Linked DNA regions of Mus musculus: all the other regions are linked to region 2. Evidence: chromatin loops called from intact Hi-C (ENCODE). Cell type or tissue: heart. All regions are shown on one strand.

What was found. A loop is a pair of places that touch in the nucleus more often than their neighbours do. Peaks named below come from ENCODE experiments on the same cell type or tissue, not always from the same donor. Only the 100,000 strongest peaks of a DNase experiment are listed, where the experiment ranks them.
Region 1: it touches region 2 in a loop (3-fold over the local background); 18 of 42 quality-filtered maps call a loop at or near these places.
Region 3: a loop joins it to region 2, with 2.1 times the contacts of the local background. A loop is called at or near these places in 3 of 42 quality-filtered maps.

Annotation. Positions count from the first base shown.
Region 1 is chr1:87,919,280-87,927,279 of GRCm38, forward strand. Dgkd (diacylglycerol kinase, delta) reads left to right here. Exons shown (of 30, transcript NM_177646.3): 10 at 2,294-2,402; 11 at 4,793-4,932; 12 at 5,201-5,285; 13 at 6,415-6,509; 14 at 6,594-6,693; 15 at 6,772-7,045; 16 at 7,587-7,745. Among named protein-coding and RNA genes, the nearest start is that of Gm19582, 69 kb to the left of the region's middle. In heart, a CTCF peak has its summit at 3,590 (motif pointing left); no DNase peak of the experiment used is centred here.
Region 2 is chr1:87,751,067-87,759,066 of GRCm38, forward strand. Atg16l1 (autophagy related 16-like 1 (S. cerevisiae)) reads left to right here and starts at 4,945. Exons shown (of 18, transcript NM_029846.4): 1 at 4,945-5,248. The coding sequence starts at 5,134. Gm33517 (predicted gene, 33517) reads right to left here and starts at 4,680. Exons shown (of 4, transcript NR_157047.1): 1 at 4,259-4,680. In heart, a CTCF peak has its summit at 4,831; a DNase peak (open chromatin) is centred at 4,885; H3K4me3 peaks cover 2,159 bases; H3K27ac peaks cover 1,768 bases; H3K27me3 peaks cover 766 bases.
Region 3 is chr1:87,692,063-87,700,062 of GRCm38, forward strand. It overlaps Inpp5d (inositol polyphosphate-5-phosphatase D), which reads left to right. Exons shown (of 27, transcript NM_010566.3): 11 at 3,271-3,373; 12 at 5,287-5,483; 13 at 6,051-6,168; 14 at 6,966-7,062; 15 at 7,578-7,716. It overlaps Gm33470 (a long non-coding RNA gene), which reads right to left. Exons shown (of 4, transcript XR_878350.2): 4 at 7,711-7,772. Among named protein-coding and RNA genes, the nearest start is that of Gm33470, 29 kb to the right of the region's middle. In heart, a CTCF peak has its summit at 4,498 (motif pointing right); no DNase peak of the experiment used is centred here.

The DNA.
Region 1 (8,000 bases), 170 kb after region 2:
TTTTCCCCCACACTTCATCACACCTCCATAGAACATATTTCCTCCTCTCTTTATCTTTTTATAGACACATCATATTGACTGTTTATAATTCCAGTCACAGAGTATTATTCAACACCTTCTTCTTGCCTCTGTAGACACTGTACCCGTGGTGCATGAACATACATATAAGCAAAACAGCAGTATACATAAAATAAAAATGCATTTTTATAAAGAAATTTTTAAATAGCAAAGTTCAACTGCCCCTCTCAAAAGTCTGCTTATGAAGGACCTGCTCCTAATAGATGGTAGGTGTTTGCATCTCCCATTGCAAAAGCACCACACAAGAGTGAACATGCATGCGCAACTACTCTAGTTGCTACGTACAGCATGTTCACATGTATCAGCTCCTGTGCTTGGGACATTTCTGTGCTGGTGCTTACAGACCTGCCTTGCTCTCTGGACTGCCCGCTTAGTTCTCGGGAAGCCTTTTTCCAGTAAAACCAAGGGGACTTTTCCATCTCAGCACAGTGGGATCTTCATGCAGGTGCAGTGCTCGCCTGCCAGCCAGGGAGACGTGGCCTTCCCTTTTAGTTTTGTACTTTCCACAGGTTTGCAAGAAACATTTGTTCTTGTAAGGTAGGACTCAGAGGGCATGCCAGCATTTGGGGAGATTGAAATGGGAGGTGCTTGCAGCCCCTACTTCCATTGTGAGTTTGGGAGGAGCTTAGGAGAGGTTCTTTTAGAGCCAGATATTGCTATAGCTTGAGCCTGGACTTCTCTGTGTGCCTAAGCTGTGGGGCTCATGGGTGTTGGGCCTTCAATGTTCTTTCTTGTTTTTGTTTTTTTGTTTCTTATTTTTGTTTTGTTTTTCTGCTCTTTCTCACTTGCTGCACAGCTTGCTGGAAGACAGTCACTAGTGGCTTCCTACAGGCTGTTTGTTCAAAGGCAGCATTCCTGAAATTCTGCAGATACCTGTTTTCTGAATGGCACAGATCCATTCTTTCTGAGGTTAATGAGGAACTAGTCTCAGTTCGGCAGGGATATTAAAAGTACCGTATCTGCTGATTGTACTACACTGAACAGGCTCAGGTAGGGATATTGTTTGAAAACTCCACTGTGCTGTGTGGCAGGCAAGCTGGACTTTGATGTGTAAGAGCTCCCTGATATATCGCTGGAGCTAAGCAGAGGGTGGTGTGACAGAGGTCTAGTAGAGATGGCTTGGCAGCTGGTGTACTCATTTCCTGTTTCTGGGAAGCACCTGATATCATACACTTGGTTAACTACCTGAGTTCTGGCCTTGGTTGACCACTGCTTCTCTAGAGAGCAGGGATCCTCATTGGTGAACATTTAAAGGATACATGTAAATATTTTTCTTACCCTTTGGAAGTCAATGCAATCTTGATGCTCAGAACTTATTTGAACCATGGTTCAAATCTGAGGCACTGTCTTGTTGCCCATCCTAGCTTGTGTTCAGAGGACTTCCTCTGCAGCCAGCTCCATTAGAGACAGAGTCTGCAAGGTCCCTGGTGAGAAGGCAGCATATGTAAATAGTTACTTGAATGGAGGGAGGCACTGGTTTCTTTGGGATCCGAAGTAAGGGAGACTATGTTAAGCTAGTGATTTAGTGTCTCCAATGTGCTAGCTTCTGAGGAGGTCCAGTGTGCCCACTTTATACTCTTGCCTTCACCTTTTCCTATATACATGATAGGGACTAGGTCAGACCTTGGTGGAGCTGAGGGCATCAGATACTTATCAGAGAGGGCTCCTATTATTTGCTGAGATATTTGACTCTTTTCTCTTAATTAGCAAGCCATTAGACAAAACATATGATAGAACTCTTGTTTGAGAAGGTTTTATTGGAGACTCCTTAAGGACTCAGAGCAGCAATGGAGGCTGAGCCAAGCTGCCCTTACTCGGGGAGGGGAGGGCTGGGCTAGCACATGAATGAGGAAAGCAAGAGTTGGGGTTCTTGGGCCTGGTATTTAGCTGGGATATGGAAGACTGTGCCACAAGTCCTTCTAGGAGCTGACATCAAGTGAGAATGTCGTGGTACCCTGAAATGTGTGTATTATCTCCTCCCTGTTTCTGGTTGGAGGAGCTGCTGGGATCTGACATTGCCATCATTCATGTAGACAAAAATGGGCCCTGAGCAGAGGGGTTTGGCAGACAGACATCTAGGCCACCTTGTCGACCTTATATATACATATCTGGGCTTAGCCACATGGAACAGGGTGTCCCCTCAGTGTAGGACAGAGAAACCCGTCATTTGTCTTTTAAAGTGCACTCATTTCCCTGGCTTCCCATTCTTCTACAGCTTACGGTTATTTCAGAAGTTTGACACCTTCCGGATTCTGGTTTGTGGCGGGGATGGCAGTGTTGGCTGGGTCCTCTCTGAAATCGATAGCCTCAACCTTCACAAACAGGTACTACAAACAGGTGTTGAGGGGCACCCCACTGTGATGGATGAATGGGAAAATCATGTAGGTTAAGGGAGCTGTAAAAACAACTTGGCATCAGGCTCCATGTGGGGGATGAGTATGGGGGCTGTAGTCCCCTAAGCGCCACCTCTTTCCTGGGAGGTGATGTACCTAATTGCTAGATGCCTCTGTCTTAAGAGGAGAGGAAGAATCTTCAACCTCTATAAAGTTTGAGTTGCAGTTCATTGAACCTAATTGCCTAGTTTTTAACACTAAAATAAAGATATATTATCCTGATTTCTTCCTGTGTTCATTGATTTTTTTACCCTCAGTCCTTCTTTTTGGCAATTAGCCGTTGTGCCTACTGTCATAGCCGTCACTCAGATTGTGTCAAAATGCAGCCTGCTAGTTGGTTACTGAACTGTTGAAATAGCAGTATGTGTGGATTTCCGTATTCTGCTCCAGGAACAGCTCAGAGTGGCAGTTTTCCATGGGATGTAGTGGGAGGACCTGAGTTAGCACTTTTCCCCTCATGCAGGAGCTCGAGGACTGTGACAACCTTGCAGAAATCCTGTTCACATTATGGAATCTTCTCTTTTGAGGAGCCCCTTATTTAAATTTTTAGTGCCAAATTGCACTTGTCAGGGATGCTCCAGTTCACATTCCAGGTGACATGGGACCTTGCCTTGCCTTGTCTTGCTCAGGTGTGTAAACAGAAAGTGTTCATTTTACAGTAACGTCAAGGGCAGCCTTATTGGAATGCTGTTTTAAACCAATCCCCTGCTCATGGTTTTTACGTCTGTCAGTAAAGATCAGCTTTTTTCCTGCCAGGCGGTGGTGGCGCGTGCTTTTAAGCCCAACGCTTAGGAGACAGAGAGGCAGGTGGATCTCTGTGAATTCCAAGTCAGCCTGGTCTACAGAGTTCCAGGATAGCCAGGGCTACACAGAGGAATACGGTCTTGAAATGACAACAACACAACAAAACAAAACAAACATATTTCCCTAGTTTTCTGGCTTATCATTTTTATTTTCTTTATGATTTTTTGTTGTTGTTGTTCTTTAGTTTTCAGTGATTTTGTGTTCATTGTCTAGTTTTACTCACCAATCATAATTTGTGTATTGTCTGGAGAAGAGACGGTCCAGGGTTTACTGATAGCCACACCATAACTCTAGGAAAAGCTTCAGCACCCCCCAGTGGTGGGACTATAGTTACAGTTTTGTTGATTGGCTTTTGAGCTGAATGTTTGTTTGGCTTGCAGAAATGCTATGAATGTGGTTCTGGTACTCAGTCAAGTTCTGTAAACACTTGTCTCCTATGGCTTCTTTGTGCTTCTTGGAGCTCTGTGTACTCTCTCCTGCACCCCTAGCTTCCCCAGCCCTCTATGGGGTAGTGTTTCTTCCCCTGGCCTCTAGTACATGCTATATGGTCAAACTTCATGGGTCCCACTCTCATCTTTCACACTTTTCCTATGGGGAAAGCTTGTGACTCACTGGAGTTTGATGCCATGCCAATTTGGGGGACACTCTGGGGTTTCTGGGTATTGTAATGTTGCAGGTTTCCAACCTTGCTTTTCACTCAGCTCCTACTTTGCCCGAAAGTCTTCATGCATTCAAGACCCAAGGAGAAGCCCCCAACTATTCCTGATATCTTCGTCTTCCTTTTTCCCTACTTCAAGCTAGTTGCTGGCTTGCCCACATGATCCCAGCCTTCTTGTATCTTCCTTAGTCTGGGCCATCCATAGGCTGCTGAGAGTAACCCTCCCTAGGACAGTTATAACCCTTGGTCCTCCCTGCTGACAGCAGACTTTACTAGACCCCATATTTGCCCCTTCCTTCTCTGTTCTGCCTTCTTCCCTTACTTTTGCCCTCTGTTAAGTCTAGGAGGAGATAGCAGGGCTAGGGGCAATTTAGGAAACCACTACCTTACAGGTAAATACAGGACACAGACTAGGTCTTGTATGTTCAGACAGCCTTAGCATGGCTTCTGATAGGACCTATAAGTTGGGGGGTGGGGGGGGGTGACTTTTAGTGGTGTGGCATCAATGAGTGAGATGTACAGTAGGGTAGAGAGATGTTTGAGGAGTTATAGATTGACTCTTTAGGTCTGAGTATTTCAGTGTCTTTGGGAAGGGAGGGGTTATAGAAACCAGCAAGGTTTGATTGCCAAGACATGTTGAATAAGTGAGGAAGGGCTGGGGATCCTGGTATCTGCTGGTGATCACAAAGCCCATCTGTCCCCTCTAGTGGGCTCTACTGAGAAGGTACAGGCCACATACTTCAAATCAGACTTCCTACACTTATTGTGGCTATTGATGGTGTCAACAGAGTGTGTACTGCATGAGAATGGTTCTTAGACTTGCTGTCTAAGGAATGTTTTCCTCACTGTTTTCCACCAGTGTCAGCTAGGTGTGCTGCCCCTGGGGACAGGGAACGACCTGGCCCGTGTTCTTGGCTGGGGCTCTGCCTGTGATGATGATACACAGCTTCCTCAGATCTTGGCAAAGCTGGAGAGGGCCAGCACTAAGATGCTGGACAGGTGAGTGGGGCAGCCAGGATGTGTGAATGGCAGCTGGACCAAGAAGCATTGGCCTCTGTGGCCAAGCTTCATACTCTAAGACTTGTGAGGACTAAGACTAGCCCTAGTCTCAAGAAAACCAGAAAACTCAAACAGTCAGAATACAACTAAGATAAAGGCACCAGACTATGACATTGGAGCAGTGAGGGGTTGGTTGGGGGATGGGGCCCTGCAGATCCCTGGGTGTTAGTGGGTATTCTGCAGCTGAGCTGACTTTGGGCCTGTGCAGGTGGAGTGTCATGGCATATGAGACCAAGCTCCCTCGGCAGGCCTCCTCCTCCACTGTCACTGAGGACTTCAGCGAGGACTCAGAGGTACCACCATTTGCTTGCTCTTTCTCTTGTAGTGCTGGGAATGGCACTTCAATTCTCACACTTGGCACTGAGCTGACCCCCAGTCCACCACCTGCTATTTAAGCCCCACATGTGATTGTCATGTACTCAGCTTTTTTACTACATCCTTGTCCCTTTTGTGGTTCTGAAGGAGTGCAGGAAGAGCCTTGGGCTGAGATTGAGGCTGAGCAGGCTCAACTCTAGGGCTTCATGACTGTTGGGAGGTGCTTTCCGATGCCTAACCCCTTGTGACATCTTATGCTCAGCACTTATGCAGTCTGCTGTTCTTCCTATACAGCCTCCTCCTGTCTGCTTCCGGAAGTCTCCATGCTCATCTGTCTCTCTCTGACATCTGTGCTGCCCTTGTAGTTAGCACACACCGCTTCAGCACCAGTTCCAGTCCTCTGTGCTGAGCAGTGGCCACTCCAGGGATTCAGTTCTGAGATCCTGATTTGTGTTTATGTCCTAACTGCTCCGCTGGGCACATGCAGTGTTGGTCCTGCTAGGTGACTGGTCTGACAAGCCCAAGGGGTCAAGGACAGTAGCAGTCAGCAAGCCAAGCCAAGCCTACTTTTTATGGCTTCACAGGTGGAGCGTGGCCTGTGCTTTTGTTTTGAGAATATTTGTGTGGAGCCTGAGAAAAGTACCCAGGAAAATGTCTGAGACTGGCACAGATAGTTTCTCTTTGACCTGTGAGAAGGTTTGCTTGCTATGGGGTGGACAGAGAACGGTGGAGCTGAGAGACAGAGTTCCTGGTCAGGGCAAAAGGAAGCTTCTGCACTGCCTGGCCACGAGCGAGCGCACTACTGAAGGTAGACTGGGGTTTACGCCAGGGCTTTCAGGCTTTCTCACTGTCCTGCCTGAAGAGCCATAGTCTGTCGGGGGCTCTGATAGGGATTGTTTAGTTCTGACTCATCATTTAGTCTGTCCACAGGTTGGTGACACTTTTGTCCTCGCTCCCTTAGCGGTGGACAGCCCTGATAGTGTTTAGAGATGGTCTGTTCTGTGAGAGGATGGACCAGAAGGGCCGAAGAAAACTCCCAAGTCAGACACTAATGGCGCTCACAGTAGACTGTGGGACTAACTGCCCCCTGTTTTGGTATGATTATAGGTGCAGCAAATTCTCTTCTATGAAGACTCAGTCGCAGCTCATCTTTCTAAAATCTTAACTTCGGACCAGCATTCTGTGGTGATCTCATCAGCCAAGTGAGTAGTGGGGCTCTGGGGACTCAGAGAGGCGGCACGCTGCTGCTCTGCAGGGTCCCAGCCAAGCTGCCTTCTGTCCTACAGAGTGCTCTGTGAGACAGTGAAGGACTTTGTGGCTCGAGTGGGCAAGGCCTATGAGAAGACGACAGAGAGCTCGCAGGAGTCAGAGGTCATGGCCAAGAAGGTAGGTTCCCAGGCACAGGGTAGGTGGAGCAGCTGGTGCAGAGGAGCTTGCTCTCATGCTGCTATTTCTTGAATCCAGTGCTCTGTCTTGAAAGAGAAACTGGACTCTCTCCTCAAGACCTTGGATGACGAGTCTCAGGCTTCATCCTCTCTGTCTAACCCACCTCCTACCATTGCTGAGGAGGCTGAGGATGGGGACGGATCAGGCAACATCTGTAGCTCTACTGGGGACCATTTGGTGGGCTCGGCATGCCCCTCCCGGCCACAGATCTTCCGGCCCCGGGAGCAGCTAATGCTGAGAGCCAACAGCCTGAAGAAAGCAATTCGCCAGATTATAGAGCACACAGAAAAAGGTAATGGGTCTCTGAGTCCCTAGGTGTCACTGGAGTTCCCAGATTCCCTGGATGTAGTTATAGACCCAAGGACTTCCCCACCTCCATCTTCATATGACAGTTCCCAAACCCTGTCGACCATTCACTCTCTCCTACCTACCCTCTCACTGCCCTAGGACCACACTTGACACGGTGCTCTCCCTCTCACTTTACCAACTCTGTTCCTGTCATTCTGAGCAGCTCCACCTCTGATTGCTTCAGACCCTGTGGTCACACCGTACCTGGTCACCGGTGTGACCATACCACACACTCTCCTGCTAGGGCCTCTAGTTACTCTCTTCACCTCCACAACTTCCTGTCTCAGAGTCCTTCTCTCCAGCCTGTTAGCTGGAATGCCCAAGTCCTAGTACATTAACTGAGCTAGGGCACTGGACTAAAGTGTGTTGTGGTGAGGGTTTTGGGTCTGAGCCTTGAGCTATATTACCACTGAGAAGAGAGAACCTATAGTAGTATCCTTAGCCCTACTGGCACAGACTTAGCAAGAATGTTCTTTCTTTACCAGCGGTGGATGAGCAGAATGCCCAGACCCAGGAGCAGCAGGGTTTTGTCCTAGGCCTCTCTGAATCTGAGAAGAAGGACTTGAAGACTGACAACAGGGTGTGCACATCATCTGTCCATAGTGAGAGCTGTGTGATTGCCAAGGGGAGAAGTCAACGCAAAGGTATGGTTTGAGTGATACTTGGTGAGCTTGTCATGGACACTTTAGGGTGCTTTTTCTCTTTGCTCTGGCCATTGGAGTAAACTGACATTCTCACCTGTAGCCTATGTCTGTACCACCTTCATGTCACCAGATATGATTAGGAGAGGCATGTGCACTGTATCACCTGCAGGAAACAGGGCCTCCCCTGCTGAGGGACCTCGCTGTCCTCCCTAGGTGTTCTCATGGCTGCTCATAAGAGTCTGGCAAAACTGAGAT
Region 2 (8,000 bases):
TGGTTGCTAGCTGAGCAAATTAGCAAACATACCAATTATGTTTTAATTATATGCCTGTCAGAAAATTCTCATGATTAGTTGACAAGATTTGGTGCCATGTTGAAGATAACTCTCAGGACCTGCTTCCTCATTTACTTCCCTGCAGGAGGAAATAACTTACATGTGATTCCCAGGGTTCCCTTTAATGCCTCCAGAGAAACTATTGGGGTATCCTTACTACAGGTCTAGAACCTGTTCTCCATGTTTGTTCTGTTCCAACGATTTCTTAACTGTCTATGAAGGATCTTCTTTTTTGTTATTCTTTGATTCTTTTTTATAGTTCAGTCTTTATCCCCCTCCTGGTCTACCCTCTGACTATTCCTCATCCCATACCTTCCCCCCCCCCGTGTCTCCAACAGAATGTCTCCACTCCACCCCCCACCAGATCTCCCTACTCCCTGAGGCCTCAAGTCTCTTGAGGGTTAGATGCATATGAAGGATCTTTTTACTAGAAGACTCTGACATTCCATTCCCCTTTTGTGAATCCTACATTGTGTGGCTCCATATCTTTTTAATCAAATTTTATTTACTGTTTGTACACATGCACCTGTGTTGTGTCTATGTGTGTACATGAGTGCCCCAGTGTGTATGTATGTGTGAAGGTCAGAGGAAAACTGGCAGGAGTCCATTATTTCTAGTGTATGTGCCCTAGGTCTTGAACTCGGGTCACCAAGCTTGGCAACAATTACCCTTACCTGCTGAGCCATTTCATTGGTCCTTGTTACAATCTTACTAACCTGCTAAAAGCAACATATTCACTAGACTGTTAAAGGGAATGATGTTCAGACAATTCTGAACCAATTTTTCTGTTCAAGTGAGCTTGTCAAACAAAGCCATCTGTCTTAGTCAGGGTTTCTATTCCTGCACAAAACATCATGACCAAAAATCAAGTTGGGGAGGAAAGGGTCCATTCAGCTTATACTTCCACATTGCTGTTTATCACAAAAAAGTCAGAACAGGAACTCACACAGGGTAGAAACTTGGAGACAGGAGTGGATGCAGAAGTCATGGAGGAATGCTGCTTACGGGCTTGCTTCCCCTGGTTTGCTCAGCTTGCTTTCTTATAGAACCCAAGACTACTTGTCCAGGGATGGTCTGGGCCCTCCACACTTGATCACTAATTGAGAAAATGCCTTACAGCTGGATCTCATGGACGTATTTCCTCAAGGGAGGCTCCTTTCTCTGTGATAACTCCAGCTTGTGTCAGGTTGACACATAAACCCGGACAGTACACCATCTTTCTAAGGGTCTGTGTGTCATCAGTTTCTCCCTTCTAACTTCTACTAGTATTGGATTGCCTTCTGAGGCTCCTAGGAGTATAATGAAGGACAGAATCTCTGATTCATTGTTCACAGCTTTTATTAGCTCTATTTTCATCCATCTCCTTCTCGTGGTGGTGGTGGTAGTGAGGCATTTCTAAGGTCAGTGGTTCTGAGCACAGAGGCACATGACTATAGATAGTCTCAGCTACTCCAGAGGGCAGATATAAGAACATCTGGTAGAATGCAACTTGTGGAGAGAATCTGAAAGCAGGGGGTTCTAGGAGACAGCTTAATTCCCTGCTCCTAACTTTGTACAGCTTGAGAAGCAATTGTGAAACCATGGCCCAACATTCACAGCAAAACGTCAACTTTCTTAACAGAGATCCATGCGATCATTTCCGGGAGCATGAAAGGTCACCAAAAAGGAGCCAGAGATGAAACAGATGTCTTAGGTTTTTGGTGGTTGGTTTTTTTGAGACAGGTTCTGGCTATCACAGAACTCACCATGTAGACCAGGCTTGCCTCAAATCATGAGAGACCCACCTGTCTCTGCCTCCCCAGTGAGCCATCCAGCCCAGCTTTCAGTCTGTTAATCAAGAAAACAATGCACAGGCTCGCCTTCAGGCCAATCTTATGGAGACAGTTTCTTAGAGGAGGTTCCCTCTTCCCAGACTGCGTCAGGTTAAAAGAAAATAAACAACAAACAGAACACAAAACTAGTACAGCATCAGGAAAGCTACCAGACATCTCTCCTAGATAATACTGTAATATCCGAAATGAATTCAAGACCACCTAGTACCTTCCCCCTCTGAAAAGGACTTTCCAAACTATACAAGCAGGCCAAGTGCAGAGCCAGGCTAAACAAATGTAAAAACATAGTTTTAGCAGTCAAAATTACTAACTTTGCTACTGCTAAAATAATATTAGCTGTTCTCAGAGAAATAACCATAACAAGATTAGCAATTCTCCTACTCTGCCCCACACTAAATTCTGACAAAGACCACAAACCACCCTGACCTTGTTGCGAGAATTTCCTTGATGTTAATAGCTGTGACGTTAATAGCTGATCCATAAGTTTAAAATGTACCATTACTTTGCTGACCAAATCATAATAACCCACCATGGGGGGGCAAGAAAAGTGAGGGACTAGGCCAAAGGGTTATTTAGTCACTACACAAACCAACCAATGCCTGAAAGAGTTACTTGCTACACCAATGAGAACCCTGTCGCTCAAATCTGCCCCTTACAAAGGTATAAAAAAGTGTGTTCTTTCTTTGTTCTGGGTCTCTCCTCTGGCCTGCGTGCTGAGAGGGAAGTCCCCAACATGTTGGATCAATAAAAATCCTCATGCGTTTTGCAGTGATGGCGGCGGTCTCTGTGGTCCTTGTAAGAGTCTTTTGATAAACTACAACAACAATAATAATGATAATAATAGGGATAATAATATATACAAAGAGCTCAAGAAGCTGGACTCCAGAAATTCAAATAACCCCATTAAAAATGGGGTACAGAGTTAAAGAATTCTCACCTGAGGAATACCGAATGGCTGAGAAGCACCTGAAAAAAAGTTCAACATCCTTAATCATCAGGGAAATGCAAATCAAAACATCCCTGAGATTCCACCTCACACCAGTCAGAATGGCTAAGATCAAAAATTCAGGTGACAGCAGATGCTGGGGAGGATGTGAAGAAAGAGGAACATTCCTCCATTGCTGGTGGGATTGCAAGCTTGTACAACCACTCTGGAAGTCAGTCTGGCGGTTCCTCAGAAAATTGGACATAATACTACCAGAAGATCCAGCAATACCTCTCCTGGGCATATACCCAGAAGATGTTCCAACTGGTAATAAGAACACATGCTCCACTATGTTCATAGCAGCCTTATTTATAATAGCCAGAAGCTGGAAAGAACCCAGATGTCCCTCAACAGAGGAATGTATACAGAAAATGTGATAATTTACACAATGGAGTACTACTCAGCTATTAAAAACAATGAATTTATGAAATTCTTGGATAAATGGATGTATCTGGAGGATATCATCCTGAGTGAAGTAACCCAATCACTATAGAACACACATGATATGCACTCACTGATAAGGGGATATTAGCCCAGAAACTTAGAATACCCAAGATACAATTTGCAAAACACAAGAAAATCAAGAAGAGGGAAGACCAACAGGTGGATACTTCATTCCTCCTTAAAATAGGGAACAAAATATCCATGAAAGGAGTTACAGAGACAAAGTTTGGAGCTAAAAGGATGGACTATCCAGAGACTACCCCACCTGGGGATCCATCCCATAATCAGCCACCAAACTCAGACACTATTGCACACACTAGCAAGATTTTGCTGAAGGGACCTTGGTATAACTGTCTTCCTGGCAAATACAGAAGTGGATGCTCACAGTCATCTATAAGATGGATCACAGGGCCCCCAGTGGAGAAGCTAGAGAGAGCATACAAGGAGCTGAAGGGGTTTGCAACCCTATAGGTGGAACAACAATATGAACTAACCAGTACCCCCAGAGTTTGTATCTCTAGCTGCATATGTAGCAGAAGATGGCCTAGTCGGCCATCACTGGGAAGAGAGGCCCCTTGGTATTGCAAACTTTATTTGCCCCAATTCAGGGGAATGCCAGGGCCAAGAAGTGGGAGTGGGTGGGTATGGGAGCAGGGCGGGGGGAGGGTATAGGGAACTTTCCGGATAGCATTTGAAATGTATATAAAGAAAAATTGTGAATCTCAAAAAAAAAAAAAAAGTGATAATAATACTACCCAAGGCTCCACGGCGAGTGTGTGTGTGTGAGTATGTGTGTGTATGAGTTTACAGTCTGCATTCCTCCAGCCTCAACCTGTGGGCTTTTCTGGAAAACCAGAAGTACCCTAAAAGGTTGAACCAATCTTCCTTGTTTTGAGAGAGAAATGGGTGGCCTTACTCCATGAATTATGCTACTCACCTCCTTTTCATTAAGAAAAAAAAATAAATCCCCAACAAAGATATCTTTTAAAAAAAAATCCACTCCTCTCTTTGGCGTGTTTACTTTGCTAAATTTCTCTTTAAACTGTGTCTCTCAATTGATTCATATCCTTTGAGAGCGTAGTAACCAAAAGACCAAAAAGATGGTTTGAGTCTAGGTGTTTGAGATCAGCCTTGAAGGCACACACAGGCATGAGCTAAAATTCAGTTTGCGTAGGTCTTGGAGGGACGCAGTTGTCTATGTGAAGACAGTTTTGCCATGCAGCAGAGAGAAATTACATTTCACGGCTTTTCACCTTCCGGTTAAATACCATTACTACCCCCATTTTACAGGTTAGGCACCTAATACTTAGGGAGGTTGTCACTCAACGACAATCATTCACTATACACAGGGGAGCTCCCACTTCTGAGCTGAAATTAAAAAAAAAAAAAAAAAAAAAAAAAAAAAGATGCACACACAATGTAAAAGGAGGAAGGAAACAGACACCCCCGGACAAAACCACCCCATTTCCTGTCTTCTTCCGCGAAGCCAGGGTGCCTCCCAGCGGCTGCCTCTCATCACCGACGCTTCCGGCTTCAAGGTTGCGTCATTTGAGAGCGTCCCGCGAAGTCTCGGCCGGGAGCTTGCGCGCGGCCTAGGACGTCGGGCTACGAGGCGGGCCTTCCGGCCTTCTCCAGAATAATTTCCGGCAGAGACCGGAAAATCTTCCCGGATCGCCTCCGGGTGCCCTGTGTGGGAAGGTGAGGTTCCGGCGGCCGGCTTCTGTTCGCTGGCGGCTGGCAGCACGCTGCAGCCTGCAGCCCCCCAGTGTCGGCACGGATCGGCCGCCCTGAGGCGCCGGGGCAGCGTTCGGCATGTCGTCGGGCCTGCGCGCCGCAGACTTTCCCCGCTGGAAGCGTCACATCGCGGAGGAACTGAGGCGCCGGGACCGACTGCAGAGGCAGGCGTTCGAGGAGATCATTCTGCAGTGTGAGCGGCACGCGCGGGCCCGGGGCGGGGAGTGGAACGCGCCGTGGCAGCGAGAACCCCGGCTCCGCCCGCGCGCATGGCGGCCTCGTCGGGGACCTGGCGTCCCGCACGTCTCGAGCCCTTTCGTTGCTTACCTTCCTTCTTTGGCTTAAACCTTAGGCGCGATCATGGAGGGTTCCCCTTTTCCAGGTTCTTTCCACAGACATCGTTTGCAGTTGTAAATCTCGATAACCCAGGCGGCGCCGATGCACTTAGGTAGTCAGGCTCCAAAAACGTCGTGTTTAAGGAATCGAGTTCAAGACAGAGATTGACTTTACGCATTAACTCGAGAGATGGACGTTCTCTTCGGAATGCTGTGGAACTAGTGGTTTTTGACTTCTCAGGCCTCTCCATATTGTTGGTACACATTTGAGTTTTAGGATTTGTCCACTGGGTCATTTGCTATTATTGAAAGCCTTAAGTGAGAAAAAAAGAGTGGTCTCTTCGCCGCTCTTTGCGAATTTTAAGGATCGAAAGTATCTTGTATTCTTAAGGCGGGTTCTCAACGATCATTTTCGTGCCTCGTGTTCCCAATTTAGCCAATCTGTTTCACATTTGAACGAATGCGTTGACACTCCTCGATCCTGAGGTTCCATCTGCTTCCTGAGATAGCCTGGGCATAGTCTTCCTAAGTTTTTGCGGGTAGTGGGATTTGAAATCGTAGTACTGCTATTTGCATTCTGATGGGGATAAATCAGTAGTTATTTACACGTTAGAATCATCTGGGGATGTACTTGACAATCAAAAACACTCCAGACTAATTAAGTCAGTATAAATGACAGAAGATAAAATAGTCCCATACTTTTTTTATGCTTCCTGAGTGGTTCGATTTGCACACACGTTTGAGCATTTTAAGTAATTGGCATGTATTGTTTCATGTTAAATTTTTATGAAGCACCAAGGCCAACGATGATGAAGTTGCAGTATGGGTTAATGTTGGGGCTGAGGTTAGACATTGGTTTTAAGACACTTGTGCATTTGCCTTTGTTGGCTCTCCTGAGGAATGGCTCTTTCTCAGCACTTAGCCCTTTAAAAGGAGAGCAGGAAAGGGACGCTGTCTCTGGTGTGTTGCTTCCTTGCACTCTGGGAGAGCAATGGCTATTAATGTAGCCCAGGAATCTGTTTACACGTTTTATGGGTTCCGTTCTTGTTTCTCTTTAAAAGATAATGTAGTTAAAATCTGACAGATTGGGTCAGAGATCTCACTAGGTCCTTACAGACATTTCTAGTTTGGTGCATCTTTAAAATGGGAGTGAAGATATGCCCTGCCTGCTTCATAAAAATAGAGTGTATATAAGGGCATTAAACAACATCTATAATAATCTTGGAGACAACTTGAGTCATTTTCGTTTTGTTTTGATTTTTTTTTTTAAATTTCAAAACTGGATAACCTATTGGTAGGAGAGTGTCAAACCATTGGAACAGTCAGAGATGGGAAATATTTTAAATAATGAAGATTCTTTCCAAGTTAATGAGGGATGAGCTGAGATGAATTTCAGGTGATCAGGTCCTTAAATAATACTATCTACTTAGAGCAGAGGAATCTGGGACATCTGTCAACAACCACAGAAGAAAGAAGTTTTCGGTGTTTATAGACTTTGGAGGGTGGGATCTTTGTACTTGCTAGGCTAGTGAAGGCACTAGATAGACTACAAAGCTGTAATTTAGGAAACTAATCCTACTGTTCACGCTATTTTAGGTTGTTACTAGTATTTGCCAGTTTAGGGAAGGTGCTGGATAGAACGTAAGGTCTGGCTGATCCTCAGTCAGTCACGGAATAGCTGTTTGAGAAGAGAACACAGCATGGGAGGCCAATGGAGCAGGTTGGGCAGACAACCTTTGCTTCTTTATATCTTTCTTCATAGGCCAGGGCATTGGTCATATCTTTTCTAGTTTGACTATGACCTAGTTCATTCTAGCCTTCTCAAGCTGGTCATTTCTGACCATCTCCCTTGTGTTCCTTGTGTAGTTCTGTCTGAGCCTGAACAGAAACACAAGAAGAGGCCTTGGGTAAGTGTGGACTCCCTTATTGATGATCCTTCTTTGTAGGAGAAAACCTTTATGAAGGAGCCCTCTTAAATGCCTGGTGTCCTTTAAAAGCCCCACCCTCCCTTCTCACAGGATGTCCATCTGTGGTGAAACTGAATGACACCCTCTTTTTGTCAATGCTCTCCAAGGAACCACTTCCTCCTAAAATCCATCAAATGCAGGAAACTTTTTCCTGCACTTCCATTTTAAGGAGAAGTAGGACTGCCAGCATGCCCAGCTTTGGTTGTAGTGCAGATTTGTAACCCTCAGAGGTCTACAGGGTTCCTGTGCTCCGTCTCTTGTTCTGCTTGGTGACGTTGGAACTCAGAATGTGCTGCTTTGGTGTTTGAAACTAACTGGGTCTCTTTGTCACCCAGACTGGCCTCCAACTCAGGTTCTCTCGAAGCCTACAGCATGCTGACATAAAGGCATTGCCCCAACTCAGGCTATCCTTTGACTCTCATTTCTCCTTCAAGCATAAGAAAGGTTCTTTTACCAACTGAAGTTTGTTTTTGTTTTTGTTGAGGCAATTCTGTGCCCTGGAGCCCAGAGCATGCTAGACTAGTGCTCTCCACTGAACTACACTTGTTCCACATCTCCCCCTAGTAATCTCATCAAATGACCAGGAAGAACTAGATGCTGGGAAAGAGAACCTTAAGCCTCACTGTCTCGTCTCAGTTGTGTA
Region 3 (8,000 bases), 59 kb before region 2:
TTTAAGACCTGAACCAGTGCTCCCCTGTCACTTCTGTGTGACTTCTGTTTTTAAACTCTGCCCTGCTCTGCTAAAGTAACCCCTGGATGTGCTTCATCCAATCCAGATGTGTGGTCTCTGCATCTTGATTGCTCACCTCAGAAGTCCCCTCAAATGGGCTGATTACCACACAGAGGCCTTGCTGTTCACGCTCAGTGAGGCGCTAAAAGTGGATAGAAGAACAGATAGTGTGGGTCCACATGCTGCCCCACCTCTGGGGTGTGGGACATGCCACTTAGGAAGGTGAAACACAGGAGTTTGCCTGTGCTTATCCCATCCTACTGCCATCAGGTGCTGGGCTTCAGGGAAGAACCAAGACACCATTCTGGGGGTAGGAAGATGCAATCTAAGATAGGGGAGATTGAAGTTGGGGTTTCCTGACTTCCGGGCCTCCAGTTGCTTCTGGAGAACTGCACAGAGAAGTCGGTAATGAAGTGTCAGGGATTCATGGGCGACACAGCGTGATAAGGGGGAGGGGGGGCTGTGTGTGTGTGGCTGAGTTGCAAGGAATTGAGAGCAGAGTTCAGGGAGGGACCCACAGGCTGATGACTGGGACTAGCCCAGGGGGCCAGGGGAATGGGAACTCTGGGTTAGCTTATCAACAAAGGGGTGCAGATGGACTTTCTATGGGAGACTTAAGCTTCGGCTCTATAGATGAAGGCCTTCCCCATGCTCCCCATGGCAGTTCTCAATGAAAGAGACAGTCCTTGCTTCCAAAGTGTTATTGGTTGTTCATCATGGAAAATGGCTGCTTACCAACTTCTCTGGGTGGGCCAGAGATTAAATACCTTCTTCAAGAAGGAATGTCGGTTCAAGAAGGGACACTTTGTGGCTAAACTCTCAGGGCCTCTAGGTACCTACCTCATTAGTATAGAGAATTCTGTTTTGGGCTATGTGAACAACATGGGGAATATGGTATGTGTTCCAGGCCAGGAATCTGGCAGGGAGCAGGGAGGCACCTACCATCTTAAGTGTGAGTTTCTGGAGTCTTCTGTTCTCCATTACCAAGTTTCCTGGCATGGTGAACTGTCCCACAAGATAGGGCACATAGCTTAGCATGTGTGGCTGACTCACGGGTCAGACATTGGAGACAAGCTAAGGGAAGGCTCCCAGTACAGTCTCATAGAGGTAACCCCCACCAGGTTCCCAAGGCATCTACTTTCACTCATCCTGGGAGGGAATATGAAGGTACAGTGGCAGGCATGAGCCGACGGGAACAGTAGCAAGAGAGTACAGAAAGTAGAGAATGTTCACATGGTTAGGCAGCATTCTAGGCTTCAGGAGCATAGGTCCCAAACTGGCTATTTCTGTCCCATTGCTGCAAGCTCAGTGGGGTTGAGACACTGACCCTTGAGCCATCGCTGGTTAAAGGCAGGTTTCAATAAAGAAGCTCTTGTTATGTCATGATGAGCTGGTATCTTTAGAGTGGGCCACTGTGATATTTGCAATGATGAGGTTGAATCATATGAAATTGCTGGCTTTGAAACCAGGTGAGGGACACCAGGCATCCGGCCTTTCATATTGGCACTTGTCATAGTTAGGGTTTTACTTCTGTGAACAGACACAATGACCAAGGCAACTCTTGTAAGGACAACATTTAATTGGGGCTGGCTTACAGGTTCAGAGGTTCAGTCCATTATCATCAAGGCAGGAACATGGTAGTGTCTAAGCAGGCAGACATGGTGCAGGAGGAGCTGAGAGTTCTACACCTTCATCTGAAGGCCACTAGGAGAAGACTGGTTTTCAGGCTGCTAGAATGAAGGTCTTAAGGCTCACACTCACAGTGACACACTTCCTCCAATAAGGCCACACCTATCCCAACAAAGCCACACCTCCAAATAGTGCTATTCCCTGAGTCAAGCATTCATAGGACTGCTTGAAATTTTGTGTGTTCTCATTTAAAGTCAGCCACCCTATTGACGACAGCCCTCTAGACTAAGAGAGAGACGAGTCTCATGCTCCGCTGTGAGCATAGGAGAAATACATGTAAGAGATCAGGGAGGCCCTTTTCCTAACATGCCCTTTGGCCTTTGCTTAGTTTTATTTAAAAAAATTATTTTATTTGGAGGTGGATGCATGTGCCTCAGTGCATGTGTGGAGGTCAGAGGACAACCTGCAGGAGTTACTTCCCTCTCTACCATATGAGTCCCAAGGATTGAACTCCATTGCATAGTGTATGTCTTCACTGCGGAGCCATTGTGCTGGCCCCGTTTCTCTACATTTTCTCTCACCAAATAAGTAATTCAGTCTTACAGAAATAAAATAAAAACGTTGCAACCAAAATAGTTAAAAGTTTAAAAGAAAAGCAGCACGGCCTTCACTGCTAACCGGTTCTGGACTTCCCCTTCCGGTCGGCTTAAGGGATTATTGTCGTCATCGTCGTCATCGTCGTTGTTTGTTTTTATGGTTTGCCTTGGTTTGGGCTTTCGTGAGACAGGATTTTTGCAATATTGTTCTGTCTAGCCTGGTGCTCACTATTTACCACAGATTGGCCTTGAACTCACGGCAGTCTTCTTACCTCAGCCTTCCAAGTGCTGGAATTACATGGCCATGCCCCACACTTTTTTTTTTTAAAGATTTATTTATTAATTATATGTAAGTACATTGTAGCTGTCTTCAGACACTCCAGAAGAGGGAGTCAGATCTCGTTACGGATGGTTGTGAGCCACCATGTGGTTGCTGGGATTTGAACTCCGGACCTTTGGAAGAGCAGTCGGGTGCTCTTACCCACTGAGCCATCTCACCAGCCCTTTTTTTTTTTTTTATTGCAATGGTGATACACATTCCATTTTGCCAAGTGGCATTTTATAAAAATTATGTATTGTGGCCACCTTTCTGTGGATAAAGTAATTCTACACCATAATGTTAAAACTCTGTGTGTGTGTGTATATATATATACATACATATATTTGTGAGTCCCTTACCTGTGAACATGCTCCAGTGCTCTAATGTATCTTGGTGCAGTTCCTCATTTTTTGCTTCAAATCATAACCTTGCAGTGGAACAGCTGGGTCCAAGAAGCCATATACTCATAGCTTTGAATGCATCTCTCCGGGTGGCTGCCTCTCTCACTTATACACACACACACACACACACACACACACACACACACACACACACACACACACACAAAGACCTTTCAGTATTTTTTTAAGCTGACCACATCTTTGTAGAGGCCAGTGTGCAGGGAGGTGGAGGTTCTGCTAAGTGTGTCTGTCCTTCCTCCCTCAGAAAAGAGAAGGCTTCTGTCAACTCCTGCAGCAGATGAAGAACAAGCATTCGGAGCAGCCAGAGCCTGACATGATCACCATCTTCATTGGCACTTGGAACATGGGTGGGTCCCTGTGCCCCCTCCATCCTACCAGCTCTACTTGGGTCCACCTTCCTGCCTCAGCTTCTACAAGTGGCACAAGGGGGCACCTCTATCTCTCAGCCATAGTCCTGGTCTCAATCCCATCTATACAACCTCTTTTCTAGAGAATTCTACCTTTGTCAGAGGATGATGAACAAGTAAAATAGGCTTTAGGATTAGTGCACCCCAAAAGTAGCCAAAGTAGCTTACTCTGCAGTTTACCAAGGGGCCCCAGGCCTGGAATAAAGAAGTCTGGTCCTTGCTTATCTAGGGAGGAAGTGAGGGGAGGGATAGAGACATCAGTGGATGAGTAGATGGATGGATGGGTAAGTGGATTGATGGATAGATCCTAGTGGCCCTAAGTTTAAGTGCCATATAAATAATATATAAGGTTTTTTTTAAAGATTTATTTATTATATGTAAGTACACTGTAGCTGTCTTCATACACACCAGAAGAGGGAGGCAGATCTTGTTATGGATGGTTGTGAGCCACCATGTGGTTGCTGGGATTTGAACTCTGGACCTTCGGAAGAGCAGTCGGGTGCTCTTACCAATGAGCCATCTCGCCAGCCCAATATATAAGTTTTTAGCATATATGTGTAGTTAAAAGTAAATGAACAAAATATGTATGCTAAATATAATGGTAGCATAATCATATGGTAAATATGTAAGTGAAATGATCATTTGGTATAAGTACTCAACAATAAAAGCTAAGGTACAAAATATATATTGGATTAAATATATATCATATATAACAATTACCACATATTATTATACTAAATATATATAATAGTACATTATACTAATTGTCAATTATACTAAATGTTTTGGGATATATATTGAGCTAGAATTAAATTTTTAAAATGTCCAGTTAAATCTGAATCTCAGACAACCATTGTATGGGGCATACTTACTCTAAAAATCACCCAGCCACCAGAAATTCAAATTTAATGGATATCTTAGTCTATCATTAACTCCTCAGGCACTCACCCTCAGGTGTTCAGGCATGTGGCACAAGGACCTTTCTAGTTCTCTTGTCCGTCTGTGAAGAGTTCTTTTGGTTGAACATGGCGGGAGGTCATCCCATTGCTGCCCTTCCAGCAGCAAACACATGGGGGCGCCCTTCCAGGAGAAGTCACATGGAGGCACTAGGCAGGAGCCCTGCTGCGCATGGCAGGTCTCCTTATGAGTTTCACTTAGAGCCCCCCGGGGGGGGGGGGGGAGTTTGGCAGAGATCATTATGTGGATTATTGGCTTCTTGTCTCTCTGTTGGCTGAGGGACATAGATAGATCTCCTCAGGGTGTGGGGAGAATATCTACCCATACTTAGGGTAGCTCCAGAAGTAGATTACCCATCATTCCTTGAGGGAGCTGCTTCCACTCATTTTTCAAAACGGAAGCTGAGACAAGTTGCAGCCCCCTCCTGTTTCTCTGTTGAGCACCTCTTCATCTCAGTTCTTAGCTGACTTATAACTTTCCTCCAGGAAGCCTTTGGTGTTTCCTGGCTGCACGGTAGAAGCCTCCATCCCGGACATGTCACTCACCCCTGAAAATGTAAACTCCTGAGTGACAAACGGGGCCAGATTTCATGTCTCACTGCCACCCTAGAGCCTAGGACATGTCTGGCAACCTGTTCAGTTAGATCAGGGCTCCAGAGAGGATCTCCCAGGCTTTCCATCCTTTGAAATGTAATGTTATCTTTACAACAAGATCTCACTGAGCTCTGCCCATAGCTAACATGTAAGGTGGTATCAGCACTGAGTCCTCCATCTAGGGCATTTGCCCCCATGATTTTTGTAACTATGTGATTCTCCTCTTCCCCTGTTTTGAATCCCCCTAATGCCCTTGACCTGACCTGTCTTTGACTCATTCGGTGTTGGGTTTTGCTGTTGAAGGTAATGCACCCCCTCCCAAGAAGATCACGTCCTGGTTTCTCTCCAAGGGGCAGGGAAAGACACGGGACGACTCTGCTGACTACATCCCCCATGACATCTATGTGATTGGCACCCAGGAGGATCCCCTTGGAGAGAAGGAGTGGCTGGAGCTACTCAGGCACTCCCTGCAAGAAGTCACCAGCATGACATTTAAAACAGTGAGCAGCTGGCCAGGCCTGGGGTGGGAAGACAGCAGACTCTTTCAAGCATTCCAGAAGTCAGACAGGATACTTCCAAAGATGTATAGGATTGCTCAGGGGTACCCCACTTTCAGAGCCACAGATGTGCATTGAGGTGGCACCCTTACAAGTTGATAGGGTCCTGAGTCCGCCATCTTCCCTACTCCTGCTTAAAAGAATAATATCGCCGGGCGTGGTGGTGCACGCCTTTAATCCCAGCACTCGGGAGGCAGAGGCAGGCGGATTTCTGAGTTTGAGGCCAGCCTGGTCTACAAAGTGAATTCCAGGGCAGCCAGGGCTATACAGAGAAAAAACCAAAAAGAAAAGAAAAAGAATAATATTTACTTCCTAGATGCATTTTCAGTCCCAGTTCTCATCTCTGAGGTGCTTTGTCTCATTTCTAGGCATTGTTGGAAGTTCCCCCTGAAAGCTAGGAAATACAGACAGGGTGTCTTACTCCCAGGGTGGAACCGGGGTGCATGTTCAGGGTTCCAAAGGTGTACCTCAGTCCTGTGTTGCAACACCATCTCCCACCACCACCACCAGGTTGCCATCCACACCCTCTGGAACATTCGCATAGTGGTGCTTGCCAAGCCAGAGCATGAGAATCGGATCAGCCATATCTGCACTGACAACGTGAAGACAGGCATCGCCAACACCCTGGGTGAGCATAGAGGGAAAGCCATTCCTGTGCATGCTCCTCCTCCTCCTCCTTTTGGCAATGTCCCAGGATAAACTGTGAGAGTCCTGTCCTGGGATCCCTTCGTCTCTAGCAAATCCAGAAGGTTTTCCTTGCAAAAACTCATCCAGGGTCTATACCAGCTCTGGCAATCTGGCTAAAATGTGGGTTCTGTCTCAGTAAGTCTCAGATGGTTTCCATTCTGACAAGCTTTCAGGTGACATAGTGCCAGCCAGTCCAGGGATCCCACTTGGAGAAGTGTGTGTACTTGTGTGTGTCCGTATTTTGGGGTGTGTATATGTGTGTGTTTATGTGCGTTTGTGTCTGTGTATGTCTCTCTGTGTGTGTCTATGTGGGTGTACATGTACATGTGTGTATCTGGGGTGAACATTTTTGATCCCACAGGAGTGGATCCTGAGTAGATAGTCATTCACTCAGTTGGGGGAGGAGGCACCTCCCAAATCCCAAGGCTCCAGGCTGCTCCACCCCTCCTTGTCCCTCTCTGCTCAGTATCATGGCCCCCAACATCCCCATAGCCAGAAACAGATGATAGCATTCTCCTTCCTTTCTCCTATGTAGAAAATCACAAGGCTGCTACCACCTGCCAGTCACTGGCATGTCCCACCCCCGCTGACCTATCCACTCTCCTCTCTTCCCTTGGTCTGCTTCTCTTTCTCCTTGCTAACAGCATTAGTACCCTTTACCTCACCTCAGCCTCTGACCCCTCGGCAAGCCTGCCTGCCTGCCTGACATTCTGCTTCTTCTCTTTCTTCCTCCCTCAGGAAACAAGGGAGCAGTGGGAGTGTCCTTCATGTTCAATGGAACCTCCTTGGGGTTCGTCAACAGCCACTTGACTTCTGGAAGTGAAAAAAAGCTCAGGTAATGGGAGCCATTCCCTCCATGCACCCAGACAGCCTTAGCCTCGCACACCCTGATGCTTGCCCAGCCTCAGGACCTTCTGGACATCTGCCGTCTGAGCAAAGACAACTGTAGTACAGTAGAGACCTCAGGTATATGTGACTCTTGTCTGGAGGACAGAAAACATGTTGATGTCATTATCAACCTAGTGAACCCCTTTGAGCCTGGTTCATTTCTAAAGGGAAATACCACTCAGGAGCATCCTATAGCTCAAAGCTCACTTTGTCTGCATGTGCCTCTGTCATGACCATAACCAGCTATTTCAATTGCTGATCTGTTTCCTAATGGGTAGATTCCTGCATGGAATCTAGACTCTGTGTTCCCAGTTGGGTTTCCCAGACACACTCAGGTGACCACTGGGACAGAGCTTGAGTCTAAGTCTCTGTTTCCCACCTGTTGCCTCTGACTTCCTACTGTCAGATCAAGGACAGTACCCATGCTAGATGTGCTAGATGGCCCTTGTTTTCTTGAATTAGGAGAAATCAAAACTATATGAACATCCTGCGGTTCCTGGCCCTGGGAGACAAGAAGCTAAGCCCATTTAACATCACCCACCGCTTCACCCACCTCTTCTGGCTTGGGGATCTCAACTACCGCGTGGAGCTGCCCACTTGGGTAAGGAGACTCCACCTTGGGTCGAGCCATAGGGGACAGAGGCTCTCAGGAGTCGGCTGTGGACAGAAAATCAAAGAGACATGTGAACACTCAGAACCAGGCTAAGGTAGCAGCTCTTCGCAGGATCTCAATACAGCTCCTGTCATGGATCCTCTGCCTTTCTTCATAGTTCCCTTCTGCTTGTGCCTCCTTTGCCCCAGGACTTCTATGGCTGCCCCTTGTCACTGTCACTGTCTTTCCAGTCAGCCAGCCAGCCAGCAGCAGCTGGGCTTGGTCAGGAAGCA